Regions from separate parts of the Homo sapiens genome. Here region 2 is linked to region 1. A link is a loop called in an ENCODE intact Hi-C map of the cell type or tissue named here. Cell type or tissue: HCT116. All regions are shown on one strand. Links, peaks and the distances in the headings refer to the core of each region. The heading gives the core; the rest is flanking DNA.

Region 1 (8,641 bases), core at 521-8,520:
GTTTTTATTGCACAATCATTTCTAAATGTCTTTTATTAATAAAATTGGGGAAATGAATTTGTTATTCTTTAATAAGTGCAGTGTGTTTAGCTGACAAAATTTTTACAAAGATGGGGATCAATGGGTTGCAAGAATACTAAAAGATGTTCTTGTTCTGCAGGGTTGGAAGCCCCTAAGCCACCATGCACTACCCATCATTTTACAAAAGAAGGAGAAACTGAGGAACAAAGAAACACATATTTTCCCTCAAGCTTCAGATTCCCTTTAAACTCTTAGGATATCCCATAACCCCCTGTAGCTTATGGCAGCTAGATTCATGACAGACAATCTCTCTAGAGTCAATTTGGTTTTTCTCTTAACTCACTCAAGCCTCTGGGAATGAAAGGTCTAGCCCTTGAAGGCTACTTTTGGTAGAAGACGAGGTTCAGTATTAAAAAGGAGGACAGAGGATGGAAAAGAACACAACTACATCAATAGTTTCTCCACATTATTTGATGTTCAGAACAGTCCCATGAAGAAGATATAATATTCCCTTTCTACAGACCAAAAAATTAATATTTGGAGAGGTAGAAAGACCACCCAAGGGAACACATATTTAGACGGAAAGCCCAGTTCTGTCTAGTGTTTAAGTCCTGGCCCATTCAGCTACTCTGCTCTGTAACTATCACCCATTTCAGCACCGCGGACAGAGGCAGAGCCCTCAGTCTTCCCTGTAGGTGGGATGGAGGCAGAGGGTGGTAAGATGGGTGCTAAGTCCCAGGGAAGATATGTATCCACCAAAGTGCCTGAATGATGAGAGGGAAGTCAGAGCTAAGGAAGGACACATCATGGACATCTCTTTACATGTGTATCAAATTGCGTTCTGTTTAGAACCATTTTCTAGCCTCCCACCAAGGACGTAAACAGGACAAGCACTGTCATCTGTAAAGTGCCACTCCCAGACTGCCACCCAGAGTTCATAAAAGGCTCAGATGAATCAATAGGTGGGAAAGTTATCTGGAATTTATAAAAATTCACTGTTAAGGAGACGACTATCACAGACAAACCCCAAAATCAGCGGTTTAACACAATAGACATTTTTTCTGACTTGTGTAAAGCCCCAGACAGGGATTGCTGCCTGTCAAAAGGCCTGACTGGCACTTGTCTTGAGGCACACTCTGGTGCCCAGGCCCCTTGCTCCTTGTTGCTCTGCCACCTCTGAAGTGGCTTCTAAGGTCACTGTATTTATCTGTGTCAAGACAGAGGAAAAAATCATGAATAAATAAACCCAGGGAGATTTGTATGAGCCAAGCCTGAAATTGGCACACATCACTTTGGCTCATACGTGGAGGACTGGGAGTGCAGAAAGATGAGGAAATGGGTCTTACTGAACACAGAACCACAGAACTCTGTCTCCCTCCTCTCCAAAGCTGAGAAATTGCCACAATCAGAAAGTGTGATTCCCATCTGAGAGTTTAAGAGCAGGAATAGATTAAAGACAAATCATGTAAAATACCTTGACTCCTAGACTTGCCGAAGCATTCAGCCTGAGCCATCTTTACATGTGGATAATCTTGGATTTCCCAACTGGGCTTCTTGCACACTCCATGGTAGAACGTCAGAGGAAATTTTTTTCAAGCAAGAGCTGTTAGATCATGAGATTCCCCAGAAAGATACAGATACAGGTATATGTCATATTACTGGAGATTCTAATTCAGCTACCTTCACAGGCCTGGGAATGTGTTTTTGACACAGGGGCATTAGGATTGTTTCAGCTGCAAGTGACAGAAGTCTAGCTCACACGGTCTTAAGCAAGAAAGGAAATGTATTGATTCCTATAAGTGCACCAGGATCTAGATACACTGTCAGGCACAGCTGGATGCAGACTCCAACAGTCTCATTGGGATACCCACCCTCTCCTCCCATCTCTGACCATCCCAGGTGGCTCCCTTCATGGGTCAAAGTGGCCACCAGAAGCTCCAGATACATCTTTTTATCAACAGCCCCAGGAGAACTTCTCTTTCTCAGTAAAATCCCACAAGGTATTTTTTGGCACTAATTGTCTTGGCTTGGTCCCATTCTTATCCCTGAACCAACCACTGTGACCAAAAACGTGGTATTCTCTGATTATCCAAGCCTGATTCACGAGCCCACCCATGAGTCTGATATGAGGTCCAGTCCATACAATCTACACAAGCTAGGTCTGGGGCATGGTGGTGCCCCAAGGACAGCTGGGGTGCCTTTCCTAGAAGAAAGGGGGCAGGGAATGGGTGCTGGACCAGCATCAGCAGCAGAATTCTTAGGCACTAGACTGTGGGGGGCTCAGAGAGGCATGGGAGCCCTGAGGTCCCCACAAGGTGTGGGATAGTCTTTCAGACCTTCAGGGGGGGTCTCTGCTCACTAACCTGCTCAAAGCACCCTGGCCCACACCGTGGGCAGCTGGAAGGTGCCAGTCCACTGAACATGTGTGATTGGCATGAATCTCCTGCTTTCCTTTGTCAGAAGGCTAGGAGTGGATTTGACCCGTTTACTCAGACCCTCTCAGTGGCCCTGCTCCCACAGGCTCACCCCAGCAGGGCCCAGTGCTTGGCTGCCAATGACGCCAAGGATATTAGCTGACAGTGACTTAAAACAGGGGTTCATGACCTCAGGGTAACCGAGGAACCCCTGAATCTGAATTCATCAGTCTGTGTATATGAATGTGAGTGCCTCTCCTTTCCCCACAGGAAAAAATCTACAACTTTCATCAAATTACTCAGGGAGACTTTATTCTAAAGAGACTGAAAACGACCAACATCAATTTTGACTCCTATGGGCATCTGTAAATAGCTTCAAGGTTTTAAGGTGAAATGTCATGTACCAAAATACACATTCTGGAGAAGCAGGAAGCTACAGACCAACTTGAGATGAAAGTCTCATATCAATGTTTTCCCAAGTGTGCTCCTTGGAATACAGGTTGACATGATATGATGCCCAGCAAGGGAAACAAAACATATTCATGTTCAAATTAGTTGGGGAAATGCTGGACTAAATAAGGTTTGATGGGATTCTTTTTTCTGCAGGACTTCTCAGAAGGGGCTAGAGTAGGCAAAGTTTCCCAGATTTACCTAATAAAAGCATTGTTTCTGTGGGAGTTTCATTTGTTATTACATGTTTCCTGAATGCAGATTCATAGACTATCCTTTGGGGAACCCTCGTCCTCACGGGATGTATGTTCATGGTGGTGTCTTCGAGTTTGTGCCCTTGTGAAGCATTCTGGCAGCAAGCATCTGAACACTTCCAAAAGGGGGCGATATTTAGGAGAAATCGCTCAGCCTGAGTTAGAACAAATGCAGCTGCTGGTGTCTCTTGGTGCCTGGGAGCCCTAGAGTGTCAGAGGGAGGAGCGTGCACACTGGAACCAGCAGCCTGGTGCTGCGTCTCAGCTCTGTCGCTAACTGGCTATGCACCTCTGGGCATGGCACTTAACCCTTCTGAGCCCCAGCCCGCCATCTGTAAAAAGGGCTTGATGTGAGGATTGAATGAGATCATGCAGGGAACACAATGTCTGGCACTTGGAAGCGTCCACCATAAAGAGCCAAGGCAGTAGATGGCCCAGCTGGGTTTGGTCCAGGCAGAGTTTACCCTCTGCCCTGGAGGCTCCAGGAAATGCTGCCACGTGGCTCCTATTGCCTTAACCACATCCGACCTGTTCCTGACAGCTCCCCACATCTCCAGCTCCTTTGCTGGTGCTCCAGGCACCTCCAAACGTGGCGAGCCCCTCTCCCCTGCCCTCTTGTGGCAGCTGACCTGGCAGGAGTGGGACCAAGACATCCAAGGCAGCTCCTTTCCACCTGCATGGGCACTTTCCTCAGGACATCCTTGCCCCTGGCACCACCTTGGGCCAGCAAGCCACATGGAAATGGATGCAGAGGCACCACTGTTTGCTGACAATTATACACTGTCCTTAAGGTCACCCTTGGCGATCTGTCACCAGGAGCAGACAAACCCACACCTCAACCATCCCATCAGAGCTTGTTTCTATCTGCATCTGTCATCGCTGATCGCATTTGAATGGGTTTAGTCTCTATTTTAAATAAAAGATTTATGCCTTAGCTGTCAGAGCCTGCCTTTATTTGAAAATTTAATCTTGTTTCTAGGAGTCTAGATTAACTTATTAGATTTAGGCGTCCCTCGTGGGTCTCTGAGAGAGGAGGAGTAGATTCTCCTCCCTGCATTCGGCCCTGCACACCCGACAGTGAGAGCCAAGAGCTGGATGGGCTTCTCCATCCAGCACGCCCAGGCTGGACAGAGGCCCCCAACTCAGGCAACTTTGTCGGGTAACCGTGTGTCCAGGGAGTGCTTTCTTGCACGCTCCGTCTCCGGGCCAGCTTCCAGGACCTGTGCTCACTGCAAGGGACACCCATCAAGCCGGCCCTTTCTCAGAGGTTTTGGGGAGGCTTCAGGAAGGACCCCCAGTGGGGGCCCAGCTTGTCAACATGGGCTGTGCCAAGGAGTTCTGAGTTTCCTTCAGGTCTGTATTGTATCTTCCACCCCCTCAGAGCTCCCTCCCTACTGCTTAGACCACACGAAGCTGTGGGGCTGTGGGCAGCCAGTTCACTTCCCTGACCTTGTCTGCAGGTGGAGACAGTGGCAGTGCCCCTCCCGGGCTGCTGCGTCACTCAGTGTAAAAGCAGGGAGGCACTGGAGAGCTGCTGTCTGCAAGTTTGTTGCTACTTCAAAAGGTGCAGGTGGGCCCTCACCTCCTTTAGAGGTGAGGATGAGCTACCCAAAGTGAAAAGGAGCTTCTCAGCGTCGCAATGGAGTCACGGCCAGGCTGCCCACACCAGCCGTCCGGACCTGCACCAGTGCCACGGGGTCTGCCCCATCTTCTCTTCCCTCTCCTTCCCCTCTCCCTCTCTCTCCCTGTCTCTTTCTCCTCTCTCCATGCTATTGACTGAATGTTTGAATTCCCTGCAAATGCATTCCTAACCCCCAATGTGACTGTGTTTGGAGACAGGGTCTTTAGGAGGTAACTGAGGTTAAATGAGGTTGTAAAGATGGGGCCCTGAACCGATGGGACTGGGGTCCTTATGAGAAGAGGAAAAGGGGTCCCTCCCCATGGAGGGACGACCACAGCGAGGCAGCAGCCGCCCACACGCCAGAGAAGGGGACTCAGACGGAAGCCTTGCTTCACCGGCACCTTGATCTTGACTCCTAGCCTCCAGAATTGTGATAAATAAATTTCTGTTGCTTAAGCCCCCAAGTCTATGGTATTTTGTCACGGCAGCTCCAACAGATTCAGATGCTCTCCCTCCTCCCTCTCATTCCTTCCCTCCTCCGACTCCCCAGCACCAGAGGTCCCGGACTTTCCCGTTGCAATTCCGCCATCTGCTGGTCGGTCTCAAGATAGCAGGCAAGGTCCGTGCCTCGGAGCCGGTGTCTCCTCTAGGGTAGCCCAAGGCAAGGGTGGCCCTTCCACAGCCAGCACCCCACCCCCCTCCCAACGCACACACTCATACACACAAGCACACATGCAAGAGCACAAATGCGCATACTCATACATGCACACAGGCGCACACACACACACAATGCACACATGCACGTTTACACACACACAGACACACACACGTGCACGCGCACACTCACACTCATACACATGCCCACACACATTTACACTCACACACACATGCACATTCTGGCATATGTGAACACACAATCACACTCGCACACAGACACATGCACATTCTCACACACACATTCACACATGCAAACACACTCATACATGTGCGCACAAACTAATATACATGCATTACACAAACACCTATCACCCACTCCACTCACATATCACACACACACATCCCCAGCCAAGGATGAGCCAAGCTGGCTTCTCACCACCCCCTGGTTTGCCCTCCGTATACATTTCCCCAGACATCTCAATTCCTGACGAATGGGCAAAACTTTTATTGAGCCACGCGCTTCTTAAAGTCAGGACCACGGCCAACTCCTCTCCTTATCAACCCTCATTGCCCGCCCCACTCAGTGCCTGGCACGCAGTAGGAGTGCACCAAGTGTTCAATGACTAAAGGAGGCAGTTCTCTTTGGGGGACTGAATTGGTTTTCAACTCTTTGGGGCTGTGAGCTCAGAAGCAGGCATCTTCCTCCTGGTTGGAGCTCAGGCTCACAGGCAGGTGTCCCCACACTTGAGCCCCTGCACACAGCCCCAGGCCACCTAAGGGGTAACTGACGAGAGCATCATCACCTGTCTCATTAGAATGGCCCCAAACCAATCTCTGCAAACCAACTCTGAGTGGGGACACACATCTCTTGCTTTGTCACTTGGCAAAGCAACTCAAAGGGAAGGAAGACACAGTGGCTGTCTCCACAGTTCAGCTGCCTGGGAGGTGCTGTTATCTGATGGGCTAATGAAGATGGATCTATCCAAGGGGAGAGGGAACCCCAGCTTCACTGTGCAACCTTGAACCTCCTCTGTGGCCCTAGTTTCTAAATCGGCCCAGTGAGGCTGGGGAAGATGAGGCTCCCAGGCCTGGCATACTCAGCGCAGGCTCACTTCAATCTCTGGAGGGAGGGCCAGGCTGAGGGTAAGGAGAAGATGGCCCACCTCAGGCTCAGCCTCAAAAGGGGAGTAATGACAGGATCATGCACAGCAAGCACTGCCCATCTTCCACTGCCTGTGCTCTGATATGGCTCAGTACAGTGACCACGGTTACTGATGTTGTCTTTATTTAAAATTTTGAGGCCAGGCACAGTGGCTTACGTCTGTAATGCCAGCATTTTGCGAGGCTGAGGCCAGCAGATCACTTGAGCCCAGGGGTTCAAGACGACCTTCCTGAGCAACATAATGAAATCACATTTCTACAAAAAAAAAAAAAATACAAAAATTAGCTGGGTGTGGTGGCACACACTTGTAGTCCCAGCTACTTGGGAGGCTGAGGCGGGAGAATCACTTGAACCTGGGAGGTTGAGGCTACAGTGAGCCACATTTGTGCCACTGCACTGTAGCCTGGGTGACAAAGCAATACCCTTTTTTAAAAAAAATGATATTTTATTCATTGTGGATTTTTTGCATAAATTTTGATTTTTTACAAAATATTACATCAATGAAAGTGAGTACTCAAACAGGTACACGTTCACCTATGTTCCTGGCAGTGTTATTCACAATAGCCGAGAGGTGTCAGCAACCTAAGTGCCCATGATCAGATGAAAGGATCAACAAAATGTGGTCTATCCACACAATGGAATAATAAGCAGCTTCAAAAGGAAGGACGTCCTGACTCAGGCTACAACACTGCTGGACAAATCCTGTATGATTCCACTGCTATGAGATACCTAAAGTCGTAAAATTCATAGCAACAGAAAGTAGAATGGTGGTTGCTGGGGAGGAGGGGGAATGCGGAGTTTTTGTTTAATGGGGGAGAGAAAGAGCTGGGAAGATGGGTGGTAGTGATGGCTGCAGAATGGAAATGCACTTACTGCCACTCAGCTGTTCACTTTAAAATGGTTACAATGGCTAATTTTATGTTATGTGTACTTTACCACAATAAAAAATGCTGCATGATTTCTTCATCTTGATTATTTATCTCCATTACTGAGGTTTTTTTTGGTACCCTCTTGAATTTTATGCATGAGTTGGGAGCTTCCTGTCTCGCCCATGTCCGGCCTTGAATTCCCCATATCGTCTTCATTTTACAGAGGATGGGGCTGAGCCTGAGGAATGTGAGAAGTTAAGAGGCCTGCCCAAGGCCATCTGGCAAACCAGAGGTGAACCAGGAATTCAAAAGCCAAGCTCCCAGCTGAGGGCTTAGTCCAGTACAGCTCCCCCTGCTGCCCACCCCCAAGAAGCTTCCAGGGAGCTCTGTCTACACCACCAACCTTTGCTGCTCCTAGAGGGGAGACTGACTCCACAGGATAGGGCCTCACTGGACCCAGAACTCCTAGAGTCCAGCTGCGCCCACCCCTTTAGAAGATAGGCTCCACATCGACCCCACAGAGAAAGTTCTGGGCAGATGTGGGGCTGCTGGGCAAATGGGGAAATCAAACTTGGCCAAGTCCAATTTTTGCATTCTCTGGCTGTGACAATGGCTGCAACTTGTGCCCCTTCATCCTTCTCTTTTCCTCCTTCACTAACAGAATCCACATTTTCTAGCTAGACACAGGCTGCTGGGAACAAAGCCCTCATTTCCTTGCTTCCTTTGCTGGCTGTGGCTGCCTGCGACCTTAGATCTGGCCAAAAACCCAGAGTCAAAGCATCATGTACAGCTTCAGAGAAGTGTCCTTATAAAGAGCAGTGCCCCCTTTCCTCTCCCTCCCTCATTCCTGCTGTCTGGGAAAGCAGGCATGATGGCCAGTGCACATACCGCCACATAGGAAGAAGCCATGAACTGAGGACAGTGGAGCCCAGGATAAAGGGGGCTTGGGCCAGCCCTGGCCCACCGATCTGCTCTCTTCTGTTTGAGTCTTGGGTCTCAGCAGGACACAAGGCCATATGCCCCGTAACAGCAGCCACCGTGGCTTCCGTTTCCACAGAGCAAGGCCTGTCTCTCACGTAGATAATTCTCTAGTCCCTGCTGGTCTTTCCTGGAACACTTCCCAGTGAATCACTTTCACACAAGTCCTCCCTGGGTGGATTTCTGGAAGCCCAACATAAAGACTTCCCTCCCCTT
Region 2 (8,641 bases), core at 222-8,221, 440 kb before region 1:
GGGAGCAGAGATATGCAGAGGCACATGTGAGCAAAAAGAAGACAATTTGGTATTGCTAGAGCGCAGAGTAGGATGGGTGGTGGGGATGGAAAGTGTGGTGAGTCATCTAATGAAACCTTGGAATTACCCTGTAATACCCGGGGAATTACCCGGTAAACTTACAAGACTGTCGTTATCATGTTCGCATTACAGATGAAGAAATGAGGTTCAGAGAGGTTGGGTAGCTTGTCCAAATCACAGAGCTAGCAAGGGCTAGTGCTGAAATTTTGAGCTTGACTGGTCCAGTTCCAAATACCTTGCCCTTGGAGGGGTGTGATAGCCTGGCCTGGGCTGTCTGCTTCTACTGCCAACAAGCTATGTGACATTGAGCAAGTTAATTAACTGCTCTGTGCTTCAGATTCCTCAGCCACAAAAATGGGAATGGAAGTTAATATCTACCCCACAGGGCTGGGTTTTCCGAGGATTAAAAATTTAATACATGTGAAGAATTTTATAGACAGTCTAACATGTAGTAAGGGCCCAATCAATATTAGCTCCTATTATTAGGGTGGATTAAAAAAGAGAGGAACTGAAAAATCACATCTCAATTTGGAGTCCTTTGCAATTGTGGGGATGAGAGGTATTGGCATGGAGGGTGAAGGAAAGGGCAAGTGTGTACGTAAAATGCCATATTCCCTTCTAAAGCTGTTAGTCTAGAGACAGCCTCAGCCACCTTCTGGCCTTGGTTTCTTTGTCCCTTTCTGCTGCCCGCAGATAGGAGGGGACGAACGTGTGCTGCCTTGAGGAGGGTTGGTGCTCCTGAGAAAAATATAGATTTCTTTTGCGAGCTTCAGGAAACCGCATCCCAGTGGGCACTGCAGTATTGACTGACCTGCTGGGACGTGTGGTTGCCAGGAGCAATGCAATCAGCTTCTTGGCCCAGTCCTTCTCCCCGTTGCTCCCAATGACTCTATTTCCATCCAAGTGGTTTAGGGCCCTGTCACTTCCCAGTACTTTCTGTTTTCCTTCCCTGGAGGTGGGGAGCCAGATGCTATGACCTGGTCAGAGGCAGGGTGGATGGAGGGGTCAGCCAGGGACTCCCGAGCTTGGTGAGAAGGAGACAGCTGGTGGAGTGCCATGCACCGTCTGTGAGGCAAGCAGCTCCAGCTTCAGTGGGATCTGTGGGCACCGAGAAGAGGCGCCACCCCATAGCATCCTCTGGTCCCTCCTCTTTCAGGCCTTGGTACTCTCAGCCCTGGCTGGTCATGTCTTTGGGCGACTTGCCTGACCTGTGTCTGTTCACATGCTGGGGACTGTGGCAGAAAAGGTTCAGAGAAAAGAAAGAGTCAGCAAGGTTTGAGGAAGTTTGGGGAGGCTTTGGGGAAGAGGATAGTGAGGAGGGTAGAGGGAGGTTTTCTGGAAAGAGAGGGAAGGAGGGACAGGTGCTGCAGTGGAGGGAGCATCGGACTGAGCTCTGAACACTCTGATGGAATCCTCTCCATCTAGTGTCCTCGCTGCATTCCCAGAACTAGCACAAGGTCAGAGTAGGAGCGCACCAGAGTCCAAAAATGAGTGAATTACTGCCAGAGTTGGAGGTTTGGGTTCTAGTTTTAGCTGTATCATTACCTTGATTTGTGGCCTTGACAATTTATATTCACTTTTTGAACTGGGGGTGTGGCCAATGCAACACAAACCACAAGACCTGAGAGTGGGGATGATGGCAGGTCCCACAAAGGAAAACTGGGGGTCAGGAGGGTGTAGTGGCTCAGGCCTGTAATCCCGACACTTTGGAAGGCTGAGGTGGGAGGATTGCTTGAGGCCAGAAGTTGCAGACAAGCCTGATCAACACAGTAAGACCCTATCTCTACAAAAAATTTTAAAAAGTCATCAGGCATGGCAGTGTGTACCTGTAGTTTCAGCTGTTCGGGAGGCTGAGGTTGGAAGATCACTTGAGCCCAGGAGGTAGAGGTTGCAGTGAGCAGAGATCATAGAGATCATGCCACTGCACTCCAGCCTGGGTGACACAGCAAGACCCTATCTTCCCCCACCGAAAAAAATGGGTGTCATTACCAGAGGCAGGAGAATGGATGGTAGGAAGGCCTTCACTCACACACACACTGACTCTCACACACACACACACACACACACTGACACACACATGCACACACATACACAGAGGGATGCTCTGCATATACACAGTGGTTCTTTGCTCCCTGTGACTCTTCCCACATCCCTCACAAAAACCACGTTATTCACAGTAATAACCGTGGGTCAGTGCATTGTTGGAGGTTCTGATGAGAAATTGGGACTCTAGCTTCTCAGCTCAGTAGTGGGGCTTCTTCACACCACCCTGGGATAGATGCTTAAAGTCCTGCAGAATCCTGGCGTGTGATTTTTCAGGACCTGATAATATTCCAGAGGGGAAGAAAGGGCAGATGCATTGACTGACTAATGGGTTCATTCACTATCAAGCATTCCAAAGCATCTTTTCCTTGTCAGGCTCTGGGGCTGATTATGGAAAGTACATGAGTCAGTGCAGGCTACATTATGTTGGCATAAGAAGCATCCTCTCATGTAAATCTCCAAGCCTACTAACAACAAAGATTTATTTCCTGCTCATGCTGTGAAATCATCACAAGTTGGCTGAGGGTTTATTTTTCACCCTTCCTATGGGATTGAGCTCATAGAACAGCCACCGTCTGGAATATTGCGCTCCTTGTGGCAGGAGAGTAGAGCTGTTGAGGCACACACTGGGTTTCAGGGGTAGAGGTGAGTGAAGTGGGGAGAGGAGGGAGGGATAGGCCTGGTAAAGTGGGTGGAGGCTTGATGGTGAAGATCCTTGAGGAGTTCATGGTAGGAGTTGGACTTCATCTTGTAGACAGACCTTCCTCAGAGCTGGCCTCACCTCTAGAGTTGAACCTGAACTTTCCCTTTTGGCATCCAGGATGAGAACAGGTGCCTGCTCTGGACAGGTCCATGGTCCTGGGGAACTCCTGGTCACAATTTCACACATCATCAGATCCTGCCTTGGTGTGGCCTGACCTGGAAAATCTATGTCACTGAGGAGAAGCCGTTTAGAAGAGATAACTGGAATGCACTCTCAGTTTAGATTTAAGCTCTCACCATCTCACCATAAGTAAGTGCCAAGCGGTTATTAAACAATACATTTGCAGAATTCTGACAACTGTAAGAACCGTTCTTCTCCTACAGTGAATATTTCCCCGTAAATAAACTTGTAATACTCCACTGGCTTTTAATTAACCCTACTCGCCTCTAAACCCATTTATCTTTTAAAAAGATAGTTGTTCCATGTGCAATATGTGTCAATAGATAATTAAAATGTTTTTCTTAGAGAATGAACAGGGAGATGTGATTTATGCATTTCAGAACCTCGTTATTAAAAATGTTATTTATTGAGGTTTAACACCTGTTACTAGGTAACCATATAGTGACTGTGTCTCTTTAATATCCAAATTAAACTGGCACTGCAGACAGAATGTGAGATGTTAGCAAATTTCTTGGGTCATAATTAAATAGTACAAGTGACAAACGTTCAATTCTTATTTAGGAATCAAACACCATGATGTGGCTTCCTTATAATGAGGAGTTGGGAGGGCGTGTCCTTGTCGTTCTGGGAACAGCCTGGCTGTGTCGCTATTTCAAACAAAGACATTTCATGTTTTCCAGAGCAGCAGTTTCTTCTAGAAATAATAGTACAAAGTGTTCTGGGAACCTCAGAAGAAAAGATGATGTGAAACTGCTTTGGCGAGTGGAGACTTTTCCAGTGCTAGCAGCTGACCTGAGCCCCACCCCTGGAAGTAGACTTGTGGTCTGGTGGTCTCTACTCTCAGAGAGGAGCCCCTACCCACTGGAAGCAGGCAGCTCTGGCAAAGGGGCTCCTGCCTCTCCAGGCTGCCCCTCTCTACCCACCCTGAAGAAGCTTCATGCCCACACCTCAGTCTAAAGAGGCTGCTTGCTATTTCATTTTCCATTTGCCCCATTATGATTTGATTGTGTCCCCTGAAAGATGTCAAAGTCCTAACCTCCAGCACCTGTGAATGTGCCTTTATTTGGAAATCGGATGCTCAAGTTAAGATGAGATCACTAGGGTGACCCCCCACCCCCATCTAACATGACAGTGTCCTAGTAAAAAGGTGGCATTCAGGAATAGAGACAGGAGTGCACCCAGGGAGAACACCATGGGAAGGGGAAGGTGGTGCTGGGAGTGCAGCTGTAAGCCAAAGAATGCCAAAAATGCCCAGAAAACCCCTCTCAGCAAGGAAAGAGGCAGGGAACAGGTTCTACCTCACAGCTTTGTTAAGAGCCAGCCCTGCTAGCACGCTGAGCTCAGACTTCCGGCTCTAGAACTGTGAGACAATACATTTCTATTGTTTAAGGCTGTGGTCCTTTGCTACAGCAGGAAGTGAGTCCACCCCCTGACAAGTAAACCTCACACTCTGCTCCTCCTGCCAATCCTCCCCGAGTTCTTGGGGGACCTTCACCTGGGGACCTGAGGTGCAAATCAAAGTACTTGGCCATTTAAAGTGACTGGGTAGACTGACATGGGGTGCACAAGGCAGTCAATTTGGGCTATGGAAGAAGATATTATATTATTTCCTTATCAATTCCTGTTTTTGTGTATATTTTATCATGTACAAAACATTAGCATTGTAGTACATGTATGTGACTTATAAATAAACCTGTACTCATATTAAGGGGAGGTCCATGATCAATAATTATCCTGTTTCATTTCACTTTATTTATTTATTTTTTTTTGGAGGTGGAGTCTTACTCTGTTGCCCAGGTTGGAGCGCAGTAGCATAATCATAGCTCAATGCAGCCTCAAATTCCCGGGCTGAAGCAATTTTCCAACCTTGGTCTCCAGAGTAGCTGGGACTACAGTGAACCATCACACCTGGCTACTCAATAGCTTTTGACTGATAGAGGTGTGTGATCAAACAGGTGGGAGGCCACAGTTCCAACAGAGGGAGTCAGTGCTGGAAAATTAGAACAGGTGACTCCTGGTGAGGCAGATTTCAGGTAAAAACCAGAGAAGGGATTTTAAAACTCAAATGAGAAATCTCAGGAATGCAAAAGAAGATTCAACAAACAAAAGTTTGGCGAGGAAGTGGCAGCCCTCCCCTCACACTGCAACACAGACAGATCCTGTGCTTACTTATGATGTCATCACACTTATCACAATTTGTAATACCCTGACCTCCTTCAGGGCAGGACCCTGATTGTCTCTCCTGGAGGTCCCCCACGCCCTTCACCACTCCTGTCCATGGGAAGCACAGGAAGTGGACAAAGAGGCCCTACCTGGAGGGAGCTGCATTTGGCCTTGGTGGGGCCTGAGCTCTGGACCCAGAATATAAAGAATCTTTATCTTTCAGCCACCTCATCCTGACAGTGACAGGAGAACTGCCAGTCAGGGGAGGCAAAAAGGGACAGAGTGAGAGAGAAGCGAGAAGGCAGAATGCAAAGGGAGAGGTAGGTAAACAGAATGGTGCAGGAGGACGGTGTCGGAGAGGCAGAGCTAGAGATGGTCAGTGAGGGCTGACCATGGAGACTGGAAGGCAGAGCAAAACCAAGAGACAAGTTCAACACTGCCGAACGGTTGGCCATTTGGTCATACATTCTCTTTTCAGTTACGTCTAGGGCTCTGCTTCTTCATGATTGCAATCTGTATCTTGTTCACTCATTTGAATAAACATTTTGTACAGATATTTACCCCTGGGCATTTGGAGCATTATATTATGCATCCTAGGCTGTGCCCTTGTCTTAGAAAAAGGCATCATTTTGGGGGATCCTGAGGCAACAGTCTTCAGGCTGTGGAAGGGAAACTCTGGGTGTCAGCCATGAAGCCACCCATGCAGGTGTCCTGGTCCCTCTTCCCCTGGGAAGCTGAGAGTAGACCCTCCCCCAGCAGGAGTTCTTCCTGTCCTGTAGCTGCCTTGATTCCAGGAGAGAGGAGAAAGAATGCAGAAGGGCTCAGGATGCCTCCCTTCCTCTCCTCCCTGTGTTACCATAGCATCCCGTTTCCTTGGTTACCGGTGGCCAAGGAAAGGACACTGGGTAAGTGCAGGATTTTGATGGAGCTCTCTGAAGAGAGATGTCAGCGAGGACCTTGTCTCTTTTTAAAGAACACACATTCTGAGAGGTTGCTCAAGAATGGGGGTGGGGAGAGAATGGGACTGTTCCCTATGAAGTTGGAATTTAGAAATTTCATCTCACTTGATAGAAATGAAGCACTTAAAAGACAACTCTGAGAAATCAAAGCCAGGGAGACCTTAACCAGCTTTGCACATTGCTGGAGATTTAGAATGGGCAGGAAGACCAATATGCTAATTAAGAAATGATTTCTGCAAATGCTCACTTTTTCTGCAAATGGCTCCTAGCTTGGATTAGCTCAGTAAATCTGGCCTGCTGCTTCCCCCGATAACTAAGCATCCATGGGGACAGTGGGGGATATGCCATTTCTGCTGTGAGCATCTTGGCATCAGCCTTGAACTTTCCCCAGAAGCCACACGAGACCTATGAAACCTCTCCAGGGATCCTTTGGGTGTTTTGTGGGTTTTCGTTGTCGTTTTTTATTTGTTTGACAACTAAATGATGTTAAAGAGAGTAGACTTCAATTCCACTCATTTTAAAATTATACTTTAAGTTCTGGGGTACATGTGCAGAATGTGCAGTTTTGTTACATAGGTATATATAGGCCATGGTGGTTTGCTGCACCTAACAACCCATCACCTACATTAGGTATTTCTTCTAATGTTATCCCTCCCTTAGCCCCACCACACTCCAACAGGTCCTGGTGTGTGATGTTTCCCTCCCTGTGTCCATGTGTTCTCATTGTTCAACTCCCACTTATAAGTGAGAACATGTGGCGTTTGGTTTTCTGTTCTTGTGATAGTTTGCTGAGAATGATCGTTTCCAGCTTCATCCATGTCCCTGCAAAGGACATGAACTCATCCTTTTTTATAGCTGCATAGTATTCCATGATGTATATATGCCACATTTTCTTCATCCAGTCTATTATTGATGGACTTTTGGGTTGGTTCCAAGCCTTTGCTATTGTGCATAGTGCCACAATAAACATACATTTGCATGTGTCTTTATCACACAATGATCTATAATCCTTTGGGTATATACCCAGTAATGGGATGGCTGGGTCAAATGGTATTTCTAGTTCTAGATCCTTGAGGAATTGCCACACTGTCTTCCACAGTGGTTAAACTAATTTACCCTCTCACCAACAGTGTAAAAGGGTTGCTATTTCTCCACATCCTCTCCAGCATCAATTGTTTCCTCAGTTTTTAATGATCGCCATTCTAACTGGCGTGAGATGGTTATCTCATTGTGGTTTGGATCTGCATTTCTCTAATGACCAGGGATGATGAGCATTTTTGCATATGTCTGTTGGCTGCATAAATGTCTTCTTTTGAGAAGTGTCTGTTCATATCCTTTGCCCACTTTTTGATGGGGTTGTTTGTTTTTTTCTTGTAAATTTGTTTAAGATCTTTGTAGATTCTGGATATTAGCCCTTTGTCAGATGGATAGATTGCAAAAATTTTCTCCCATTCTGTAGGCTGCCTGTTAAAGGGTTAATCAAGATATTATTTTCCCTGATAAGTTTTTCCTGACTTCTCCACCCAAATTAGGCACCCTTCCTTAAGAACTCAAAGAGCTCCATGAATGTTTCATCACTTACTACATTGTTTACTAATTAGATGATTACTAGTCTGTTTCCTCCACCTGACTTCGGAGTTTTCTCATTTTTATGACTTTTTCTTCAGAGTGTTTTATTTTTGGAGAAAGAGGTAACACATAAGTGTGTTTTAAAATAATTAGATCAATAGAAAGAAGTGTATAGTGAAAAGCCTCTTCAATTTGGAGACCCTCATTTCCTGTCTTCCACCCCCTGCCCAGGGGCAACCATTGTTTCAAATTCTTATGTATTCTTCTAAAGGGTTAATGCAGAAATGAGTCATTTTTCTGCTCCCCCTCCTACTCCTCCTTGAGCCTCTATCTTCTTTCTTCCTTCTCCCTGTAACACAAATGATACAATATGACACCCTATTTTCTCATTACTTTTAACAAAATTAATCTATGTTGAAGATATTTTCATATGAGAATGTATAGAACTGTTTTATTTTTTAAAACTGCAGCATAGCATGCTACTGTGTGGGTCTCCCTCTGTTATCCATCCTGGGTTTCCAAAGACCCCCAGGGCAGACCCTAGTGTACAGTAGATGATCAGTAAAAATTTGTCAAATAAATGAATGAATAAAAATTCTCCATGCCAAGAGAGATTTTATTTACAGCATCAGGAATATGGAAAGATCAACTGCCTGAGCAACGTTTTTCCCCCCAAAAGTGAGATATATATGTATTTGGACAGGGTGGTGTGAAGGAATACCAGTGGACCTGCTAAGGAAAGTGAAAAAAGATCAAAAGGGCCATAAATGGAACTGGACATAAGAGCCAAGCTTGCTGGGACTTTTATTTGTATTTATTTATTTGATGACAGGTGGCCTCTCAGCTGGTGTTCTGTGGATACTGTTCATTCTTTAAAAGGGCTGGCCTTTTGAAGTGTGGGGCCTGGATTTGTTCCTTCTCTCTGTATTTTGGGGCTGGGGGCAACATGAGAGTCCTCTTTGGC

Evidence for each region. A loop is a pair of places that touch in the nucleus more often than their neighbours do. Peaks named below come from ENCODE experiments on the same cell type or tissue, not always from the same donor. Only the 100,000 strongest peaks of a DNase experiment are listed, where the experiment ranks them.
Region 2: a loop joins it to region 1, with 9 times the contacts of the local background. A loop is called at or near these places in 15 of 110 quality-filtered maps.

What each region holds. Positions count from the first base shown.
Region 1 is chr16:49,345,335-49,353,975 of GRCh38, forward strand. It overlaps LOC124903689 (a long non-coding RNA gene), which reads left to right. Exons shown (of 2, transcript XR_007065068.1): 2 at 1-5,223. Among named protein-coding and RNA genes, the nearest start is that of C16orf78, 24 kb to the right of the region's middle. RefSeq lists silencers at 504-798, 571-771. In HCT116, for the core only: CTCF peaks have their summits at 3,279 (motif pointing right), 5,351 (motif pointing left), 5,552, 7,802 (motif pointing left) and 1 weaker place; DNase peaks (open chromatin) are centred at 3,327, 5,357 and 7,787.
Region 2 is chr16:48,908,272-48,916,912 of GRCh38, forward strand. No RefSeq gene overlaps it. Among named protein-coding and RNA genes, the nearest start is that of N4BP1, 300 kb to the left of the region's middle. RefSeq lists an enhancer at 23-262. In HCT116, for the core only: a CTCF peak has its summit at 3,625; a DNase peak (open chromatin) is centred at 3,610.